Regions from separate parts of the Mus musculus genome. Here region 1 is linked to region 2. Evidence: chromatin contacts called from ENCODE POLR2A ChIA-PET data. All regions are on one chromosome and are shown on one strand. The core of a region is the stretch at or near the end of the contact, and the rest is flanking DNA. Distances in the headings are between cores, read along the strand shown.

Evidence for each region. ChIA-PET counts read pairs that join two places held with the same protein, here RNA polymerase II (POLR2A).
Region 1: POLR2A ChIA-PET joins it to region 2 with 67 read pairs in Patski. The contact joins the promoter of Mcl1 here to the promoter of Rprd2 in region 2. POLR2A ChIA-PET finds 5 or more read pairs at or near these places in 3 of 5 experiments (Patski and embryonic stem cell).

Annotation. Positions count from the first base shown.
Region 1 is chr3:95,656,349-95,661,641 of GRCm38, forward strand. Mcl1 (myeloid cell leukemia sequence 1) reads left to right here and starts at 2,373. Exons shown (of 3, transcript NM_008562.3): 1 at 2,373-3,139; 2 at 3,413-3,660; 3 at 4,359-5,293. The coding sequence starts at 2,509. The coding sequence ends at 4,475.
Region 2 is chr3:95,815,927-95,821,061 of GRCm38, forward strand. It overlaps Rprd2 (regulation of nuclear pre-mRNA domain containing 2), which reads right to left and starts at 3,027. Exons shown (of 11, transcript NM_001368178.1): 1 at 2,621-3,027. The coding sequence starts at 2,825. Gm29948 (a long non-coding RNA gene) reads left to right here and starts at 2,954. Exons shown (of 2, transcript XR_375854.4): 1 at 2,954-3,204; 2 at 3,794-5,135.

The DNA.
Region 1 (5,293 bases), core at 1,123-3,622, 160 kb before region 2:
CAGGCCGAGGCAGGAAGATGGCTTCCAATTGGGGACCAACCTGGGCAAACCTTTCTCTTCCATAAAGCTTTCCTATAGGTCATCAAACACAAATGAATTCTGCTGCTCGGTTACAACATGTCATTCATATATATATATATATATATATATATATATATATATATATATGTCTCCCATCTCAGATTGTGGTTACTTGTTTTGGGATTAAAAGTTCCTTACAGAAATATTTTAGTCACTACAACTGCAAAATGCTTCTCTCCATACTCCCTGCCACATCCTATAAACTAGGATTTTAGATCTTCTCCTACAAATAATCATATGGTTCCCTGTCTCCTTACTTACTGTAGTTTAATGTTTATCTATTTATATCAGGCAGTGGTGGTGCATGCCTTTAATTCTAATACTTGGGAGGCAGAAGCAGGCAGATCTCTGTGAGTTCAAGGCCAGCTTGGTCTACAGAACAAGTTCCAGAGCAGCTGGGGCTACACAGAGTAACCCTGTCTCTAAAAACTGAAACAAAAATGTATAGATTTAATGCATATGTGGATGTCAGGAACAGTGGTTAGGAGCCCGTTTCTTTCCCTTCCAGCACATGGGTTCCAGGGTTTGGCAGCAATTGTCTTTACTTGCTGGACCATCATCTATCTCCCCATGTCTTTTGTTTTGAGCCTCCCAAGTTCTGGAACTGAAGGTATGCAGCCAATTTACAGGGTTTTAAACCCAAGGTTTTATGTTAGGCAAGCATTCTCCAAGTAAGCCACATTTCCAGCTTGCCACTTACTTATCTATCTATCTATCTATCTATCTATCTATCTGGTTTGAGACAGGGTCTCAACCTTTTAACCCTGGCTGATGGGCGCTTCCTATGTAGACCAAGTGTCTTAGTTTGGGTCTCTGTTGCTATGGCAAAGCACCACAACCAAAAGCAGCTTGGGAGAAAAGGGTTCATTGGGCTTAGCTTGCTTCCACATTACTGTTCATCACTGAAGGACATCAGGACAGGAACTCAAACGGGGCAGGAACCTAGAGGCAGAGGCCATGGGCAGGAGCTGCTAACTGGCTTGTTTCCCATGGCTTGCTCAGCCTGTTTTCTTACAGAACCCAGGACCGCCAGTCCATGGAATTCCAGCTTGTGTCAAGTTGATATTAAGTCTAACCAGTCCACCAAAGATCTTCACCGTTTTATATGGTGCTGGGGATCAACCCAGGACTTCTACAAGGGTAGGCAAATTCTCTACCAACTGAGTTACTCCCGTAACCATCCTTTGTTCATTTTAGACAGCAGGCTCATCATGTAGCCAAAAATGAGTTTTAAATTGAGTCTCTTGCCTCTGCCTCCCCAGGCCTGGGCAAGCTCTTCTGCCAATTGAGCTATAGGCCTAGCCACCATAAATGGCTCATATTTTAGACTTTTACTGTTTGGGGATAGGGTAGGGAGCTAGGCTCTTCTGGCAGCCAGAGGTCAACTCTGGAAAGTGGTCTCACTCCTTCATTGTTAGGTGGGTTCTGTGTATTGAACTCAGGTCTTTAGGGCTGGGTTTCAGGAGCCTTTCACCAGTTGAATCTTTCACAGGCTCCACATAAATAACCCCTTAATAGCTGTCCATGAAAAGTCATTTTGGCCAGGCAGTGTGGGGCACGCCTTTAATTCCAGCACTCGGGAGGCAGAGGCAGGAGGATTTCTGAGTTTGAGGCCAGCCTGATCTACAGAGTGAGTTCCAGTGCAGCCAGGGCTACACAGAGAAACCCTGTCTCGAAAAACAAAAAAACAAAAACAAAAAACAAAAAACAAAAAAAACCGGAACGGAAAGTCATTTTGGAACACAGGGAGTGAGGGCTCACAGTAGAAAAATGACAGAGCAGGACTCCCCCTAACTTTTAAGCAAATCAATGGTTAATATTCCTTTGTGTATGAGACTGGAGATGCCCTCCCTGGTTTGCTCTTCCAGGGTTTAACTCCCAGCACCCACCTGGAGGCAGGCACACAACCACAAATACACACAAACAAAAAAGTGTTTAAGACTGGTATGTTATAAAAACACAGCAGGTAGTGCAACGAGAAAGGCTAAGGCAGGACTGCCTAACGTTAGGACCAGCCTGGGCTATGCAGAGTTCCAGGGCAGCTTGAAATTCAAAAACCGACACAGATCAGCAGGCGTTCCCGAGCAGGAACCATTCCCCGGGAAGCCAAGCACTTGGCCAGCCGGGCTGAGAGTTGTACCGGACAAAAAAGCACAATCCGTCCGCGAGCCAAGGCCAGGTACCGCGCTCCGCCAACCGTAGCCGCGGAAGCCGCGAGAGCGCTCCGGCCGGAAGAGGCGCGGAGTGGCCGGGCCAGCCCTCCGGAAACGCCCGCCCCTTTCCCCTTTTACGGGAAGTCCTCGCCTGCGTCAGCACGGCCCTAAGGCGGCGGCAGGGAACGGCCTTCCTCACTCCTGACTTCCGCCTGCCTCCGGTCTGGAGTCGCGGCCTTCCCCGCTCCTTCCCCTCAGCCTGCGGCGTCCGACCATGTTTGGCCTGCGGAGAAACGCGGTCATCGGCTTGAACCTGTACTGCGGCGGCGCCAGCCTCGGCGCGGGCGGCGGTTCTCCGGCAGGGGCGCGCCTGGTGGCCGAGGAGGCCAAGGCGCGGCGCGAGGGGGGAGGGGAGGCCGCCCTGCTGCCCGGCGCGCGGGTGGTCGCCCGGCCGCCGCCCGTGGGCGCCGAGGACCCCGACGTCACCGCGTCGGCCGAAAGGCGGCTGCATAAGTCGCCCGGCCTCCTCGCCGTGCCGCCCGAGGAGATGGCCGCGTCGGCCGCCGCCGCCATCGTGTCTCCGGAGGAGGAACTGGACGGCTGCGAGCCGGAGGCCATCGGCAAGCGCCCGGCCGTGCTGCCCCTCCTGGAGCGCGTGAGCGAGGCGGCCAAGAGCTCCGGGGCCGACGGCTCTCTGCCCTCCACGCCGCCGCCGCCCGAGGAGGAAGAGGACGACCTATACCGCCAGTCGCTGGAGATCATCTCGCGCTACTTGCGGGAGCAGGCGACCGGCTCCAAGGACTCGAAGCCTCTGGGCGAGGCGGGCGCGGCGGGCCGGAGAGCGCTGGAGACCCTGCGGCGCGTGGGCGACGGCGTGCAGCGCAACCACGAGACGGCCTTCCAGGGTAAGCGGCGCCCGGGCCGGGCCGGGCCGTGCGGGAAGAGGGAAGAGCCGGAGCCTGGCTCTGCAACCAGAATTTTCTGGCTGTGAGTCATTGTTTCCGCCCATCTGGCTGTTGGGTTCAAAGACCGGAAAGGGTGGGATGTCACTGTCGGCGTGGGGTCTGCCTGACTGCTCTAGAGCCGGGAGAGCACGGTCCCCTCGTCGTGGGTGGGCAGAAGGGTAGTGCCCCGCTGCAGACAAAGGAGGCCATGAGGTTTCTTGCTTTTCTTCTCAGGCATGCTCCGGAAACTGGACATTAAAAACGAAGGCGATGTTAAATCTTTTTCTCGAGTAATGGTCCATGTTTTCAAAGATGGCGTAACAAACTGGGGCAGGATTGTGACTCTTATTTCTTTCGGTGCCTTTGTGGCCAAACACTTAAAGAGCGTAAACCAAGAAAGCTTCATCGAACCATTAGCAGAAACTATCACAGATGTTCTTGTAAGGACGAAACGGGACTGGCTTGTCAAACAAAGAGGCTGGGTAAGTTCGTCTTGTGATATAAAGGGACCGTGGAGTGGAAATGGGGTGCAGGATTTTGTGAAGGAGAAGGCACCTAGAGGGTTTTTACAAAGTTTCTCTCCGGTTTCAGATTTAATTTATGTATCTCTTGTTGCATGATGTTGGTCGTTGTAGGTGGTAGGTCCAGAGAAAAACTCATTATGACGGTCTTGAATTGTACCAAAAGGTCTTGTATTCTGTAGGTTGTACTTCTAATTCAGTTGGATAATCTTCAGAGCAGTGGATTCAAACCGTGAAGAAGTAAGAGTCACCTGTGATGACTAAATTACATCCCCCTCATTTTAATCAAATGGATAAGGGGTAGAGCCTGCATTTTAGAAGTTAATACCCAAATACACCAGCTCTGGTGTAAGGTGCACTCATTCTCATTAGGAAATACCCATGGGAGAAATACTACATGGGGATGGATCCAAAGAGTGGTTGGTTATGGGCCCTGCTCAGTCTGTGCAAAAATAATTGAGGTGCAATACAACTGCTGTAAGGTAACTGTTGTGTGGTTACTCACTGGAAAGAACTCCAGAAGTGTCTCTTGCATCCCAGAAGTAGGTAATTGGTTCACCATTGTTTGGGGGATATTTTAATTCACCGTTTCTCTGTATGTAGTGTTACAACAGCAGAAACCCATACTTGAAAATGTGCTTTTCTTTTTTGTTTTCTAGGATGGGTTTGTGGAGTTCTTCCACGTACAGGACCTAGAAGGCGGCATCAGAAATGTGCTGCTGGCTTTTGCGGGTGTTGCTGGAGTAGGGGCTGGTCTGGCATATCTAATAAGATAGCCTTGTGAGTGCAATAGGGGACTCTTAAAGCTCCAGCCACCAAACTACATGCATCTGTGAAAACATGTGTATTTATGAAGGTGGACTTGAAGCTGCCCAGGATTTTAACAGTCCAGTTCTACTGTAGCAACATAGCAAAAAGAAAGTGGCTACAGGATTGTGGCTAACAAGAATAAATACATGGGAAAAGTGCTCCCCCTGGAAGAGTCACTGTCTGAATGAAGCAAAGTTCCCTCTCAGCAAACACTGAGAGGCCATGGAGAAGGACTTCTAGAATGAATGAAAGGGGTGGATGGAAAGGTTTGATTTCCTATCTAGAGATGGAAGAGGGGCCAGTCATCAGGCTAGTCACAAAGCTCAATAAATATCCATTACTCTGCTCAGAGTGTTGAGAGAGAAGCCCTAATTAACAACGTTGGTGACTTGTGTAAAATGGATTTGTAACCTACAAGTCACCAAACGATGACTAGAAGCTGCAGTGCTGTACAGGAATGTGAAGGGAGGCCTCTGAGCAGTCCAGGGTGTGCTTGACAAAGTCCCAAGTGCTCAGGACTTTTAGCCCTGTCTACTTTGGCTTGGTTTGGATGATTCTTAAGTTTATTAGCCTAGTGATGGCCAAAAAGTACTTGACTTAAGGTTCACTAATTAGTTACAAAACTGAACAGCCTCGATTTTTAAGAAAATTTATGAAATGTATTTGTCTGTAAAAATTGTATATATTTTTACAGAAAGTCTATTTCTTTGAACATAAGAGGGAAGTCTTGGATTTAGTTTTTTTCCATACCCTTTTGAAATTTGCAGCTTCTCTAGTTAGAAAT
Region 2 (5,135 bases), core at 1,777-4,276:
AAATAACAGAAAGAAAACATCTCCTGCCAGGAGTGGTGGTGCATGCCTTTCATCCCAGCACTTGGGAGGCAGAGGCAGGCGAATTTCTGAGTTCTGAGTTCGAGGCCAGCCTGGTTTACAGAGTGAGTTCCAGGACAGCCAGAACTATACAGAGAAACCCTGTCTCCAAACAAACAAACAAAAAAGAAAACATCTCCTGATATCTCTAGTACAGTCACTTACATTTAACCAAGACCTAAATGACTAAATAATGGATGTCATAGGAAAAGGAAGAAGCAAGAGTAGCCTCAGGGAAATGGACAGAAAGACTGGGAATGCTTGAGCAAACTTAGCAACTCTGTGAAGGTCTAAACATTAGGTGAAAATACTGGCCTAATACAACAGCCATTTGCATCCTAGCCTTCACCACTCTGGCTTTATTCCTGAGGTAGATATTTATCACCTGTAAACACAAATGTCCACAAATTATTCTTAGCCATTTTAGAAAGTTTAAGTTTCACTCCACTATGAAACTGATAGCAGGCTTTAAAAAGTCAAATACATTTCACTTCATTTAAATTATGTAGAATCCACTTTTCAGATAAAAAAATTACCCTCCTACTCTTAGTACCAACAAAGGAAATAAACTCAGACACAAACAACAACAAAGACAGGGAAAATTCTGGTCCTAGCATTTCTCATTATGCCTGACTAGAAAAAAAAAAGTGTAATTGTCACTTGTGATCCCACAACGCAGAGATAGGGGCCAACTTATTCTTGAAAATATATAACCACAGGGTTAAAACACTGGAGACCAACAGTAAGGAATGTAAAAATGCTTCATAGTTTGGTAAAATGATTTAAAACGGTGGAAGATGTCCCCACATCAGCACTGCTTACTACACTGATACACTCAATACACCAAGCACCATCTCACAAAGCTAACAACAGAGCCCAACCTTAACCACATCGCTTTACTGAGTAACCTTTCGCAACCTGACATTTCTGAGCCCTAGGTTCCTCATATGCAATTCAACAGACTATAAAGTATATTAGAAGGACTAAGGAAATGGCTGGCATGTGGCAGATACATAATATGTGAGTCTTTGAAGGTGACAGATATTGCAGATTCTAGTTTAACCTCTTGGCAAGAAGTAAACAAACAAACAAAAAATCTGACAATAATAAATAAAGACTAAGCCGGGTGTGGTGGCGCACGCCTTTGATCCCAGCACTCGGGAGGCAGAGGCAGGTGGATTTCTGAGTTCGAGGCCAGCCTGGTCTACAGAGTGAGTTCCAGGACAGCCAGGGCTATACAGAGAAACCCTGTCTCAAAAGACCAAAATGATAATAATAATAATAATAAAAAAGACTAGCTAATCCTGTCCTTTCTCTCGAATATCCTTCTCAACAGTATATTTCAAAGAACCACAGAACAACTGTCTTAAATACAAAAGATTTTAAATTTGGGGCCTATAATTTTGAAGTTTTATCCACTTGTTCACTAACAAGTAAACTCAAAAAATATTATAGAAGCGAAGACAGACATGGAATAAGAAAACTGTTAACTGAGTACCACTGGCAAGAGGCTATATAGATAGGAAGCAAACAACTTGAATAAATATGTATGGAGTTGGGGTTATAATTGCTTAAAATTTACTGGGTAGAACAAGCTGGCCTCAAACTTTCAGCAATCCTCCTGCCTCAGCCTCTGAAACGACATGGGCCACCACGCCCAGTTTAACAATTCATATTTTAGAAGACCTCTTTTCTGTATTAAAGCAGTGTTGTGGGGAGAACCACACAGGTTGAAAAAAAAAAGTATACTTGAGATGGGGGTTATATCTAAAACAGATAAATATATTTTAAAATTCACATTTCCCATTTTGATTGCCTATGCAAACAAACTCAATTCTGTAAAGTGTGCTTCAGGAGATTAAAAAGTGGCCGGATATATTTTATACTTCGGTACCAATGATGATTACAGTCTCGCAGTTGTGTCTCGTCAGTATCCCGTGGTCTGTATTTTAGTGTTGCAAACACAGGTAAAAGGAAAACAGGTGGTCGCCTCACAGCTCTGTAGAGTTCCTATTGCTTCACATTCATCCAGGGAAAGCCTCCTTAAAACACACGCCAAGTTTCACCCACAGTCATCAAGAGAAGGCCCCTTTCTAGACATATCCCAAGTTTCACGTCGGCGGAAAACACTGCCTGGTCTAACATATTTCAGGGAAGTGGACAGCTTAAACCATGGCTTGACTAGCCAACAGGAAACCCAGAGATCATTAACACGTCAAGGCCTGTAAGAAATAAACGGACGCGACCATTTCCGTGAAGGTTCAGGATAATCAACAACACACCTTCCAGGGCTCGGAAGGAAACGCGAAAATCTCTACGGGTCTAGGCCCAACGGCCCAAGGTCACGCCAAATGTGAGGCTGAAAAATTCCAAGCAATGAGCCCCCTGCAGAGCAGGGCAACCGTGCCTAGGATGGAGTCTGGGCTAGGGAACACTCGCGCCCGATCTTTAATGTGAACCCCAACTGAATGCAGCAGCTCGGTGGGCAAACCCCAGAGTGTTTTGGGGGCCGCATTTTCTCCATCTCTCCAGCCTCCCCCTTCCTAGTCGCCCCCACACTCACATCTCCGGAGCCACTTCATCCAATGGTAGACGATTGTACTGTGGTGTTTCTTGTTTTCTATACACCAGGACGACAAGCCTTGAATGGATTCCATGGTGTTGGTCACCGACTGGAATTTTCGATCCAACGAAGACTCCAGGGCCCCTGCGGACGAGGCCGACGAGGAGGAGGCCTTACTGCTGCCTCCGCCGCCGCCGGCCGCCATCTTCCCCGGTTTGCACAAGCGCCTCTGGTCCTCTGGCGGCGGCGGCGGCGGCGGCGGCGGGAGCGGGCAAAACAATCAGTGCGAGTGCGTGAAAGCAGCAGGAGGGGAGGGCGGCCAGGGGGTGGGGACGCTGCACGCGCTAGGCTCCTCTGGCGGCAGGAGGGCTAGCTGCTGGGCGCGCTGGCGGCTCCCACACGCTGCGAGGAGGGGCCGCGGCCGCGGAGGACTGTCAGTATGGCTCGGGGGTGGTGTTTAAACCGGGAGTCGGGAGACGACTACGGAGGAGACAGAACCTGCGACGGCGCCGACAACTAAGGCTTTTAGCCTCTACGCTCCTCAACTCTTAAGGCCCTTCCCTCATCCCGTTGGCCAAATTCCGGTGAGCCCAGGGCGGCCTTGGTACCGAAGACGAAACGCTACTCCGCCGTCCCTTCGGCTGCAGAGAGCTTTGCCTTTAGATTTTCTACCACAGGAAAGGCCCAAAGCTACCTAGGCAGAAAATTTTCTTTCTTTTTTTTTTTTTCTTTTCTTTTTTTTTTTTTTCTTTTTTCTTTTTTTTTTTTTTTTTTGCAACGCAATAGCAGCAATAGACCAGCAGAAGAAATGCGCACGCGCACGGAAGCCCCGCCCCTCCGCTTCCTCCTCAATCTTGAGCACGGGGGCCGAGGGGGCGTGATGGCGCTGCGATTCGACCAATCAGGGAAGGGGGTCGGAGAAGCGCGTCGGGACCTGAAGGCGGAGGAGGCGCTGCGTCTCTCTGTGCGCCTGCGCGTTAGGTCTGCGCCTAGCGGGTTGGGAGGAAAACCTGGGGAGGCAGGATTGAGGCGCTCCGGAGCCTAGGACGTTACTAGACCCCAGTTCAGTGCTCGGCCCTGCTTTTGGCTTCATGGCGGGGTTGCTCCCTGGGAGCCTTTAATTCACACTAGGATGGGAAATGCCCACCGTTCTGTGGCTACTGTTTTTGACAGCTGCAGCTGCGTTCCCTGCCACCCCGCCATCGGGGACCTACACGCGACAAAATGGCTGGCACGTCTTGCGGAGTGGGGGAAGACGCGCATGCGTCAGGCCCTGTTAGCTGTTCTCTAGGCACTCCTTGACTAACCTATGCTACACGCCCGACTGCGATGACACCGTTCACAGCCAGCCGACCGACTGCATTCTAGAAAGAGGGAATAAAAGTTAAACGAAAATTTCTCTGAAAAGTCTTCGAAGCGAGGAAAGAGTAATTGACAAGGTGTGGCTTCTTTGCTAGGTAGTAACATCACAATTTCGTAATGCGTTATAGGTTTGTTTTTGTTTTTTCGAGACAAGGTTTTTCTGTGTAGCCCTGGCCGTCCTGGAACTCACTCTGTAGACCAGGCTGGCCTCGAACTCAGAAATCCACCTGCCTCTGCCTCCCAAGTGCTGGGATTAAAGACGTGCACCACCACTGCCCTGTGCGTTACAGTTTACAAGAGTCTTGAGTATTGTGTTTATTAGCACAGCCTCAAATTAACCATTATGGGCTGGAGAGATGGCTCAGCACGTAGGAGCACTGACTGCTCTTCCAAAGGTCCTGAGTTAAAATCCCAGCAACCACATGGTGGCTCACAATCATCCTTAATAAGATCTGACGCCCTCTCTGGTGTGTCTGAAGACAGCTACAGTGTACTTAGATATAATAATAAAGAAAATCTTTTTAAAAAATTAACCATTACATTCTCATCTGCCTGTGTGAATCTTTTGAGAAGATTGGACGTTCATGTATTCCTATTGAACACAGGAACTTCATTTTAATTATGCCAACTCAACGGAAAGGTTTTTGAGGCAAGGAGCCTGTTTCATCATTTAAAATTAATATCTCTGTGCCAAGAACTGTTTTAGGATTAGGGAAATGATGGCAAAGCAGACAAAAATTACTCCGCCTTGATTTGGTATCAGGACCAAACCACAAGCATGTGTCAGGGAGTAAGGAGTCATAAAGAGGTATGGAGTAAGATTAAAGGAGAAAGACTGTGTATATGAATAATGGTGTGATCCAGTTTTTAAAAAGAGATTGAGAAAAAAGCAACCAAGCACATATGAGGGGAGGGAAGAAGAGCTGGCAAAAGAACACCAAGTGCTGAGTCCCTAAACCAGGACTGTTGAAACATTTTAGAGGAAGAAGAAGGAAGCCAGTGTGACTGGCAGAGGATGAGAAAGCCACTAAGATAAGAGACAGAAGAGGTGAGAAGCAAAGAGGGCTCATGTAGGGCATTGAAAGCCACTGTACTGACTTTGGGTTTGTTTTTGTTTCTTTTGAGCTAAAGTTTCTCTGTGTAGCCCTGGCTA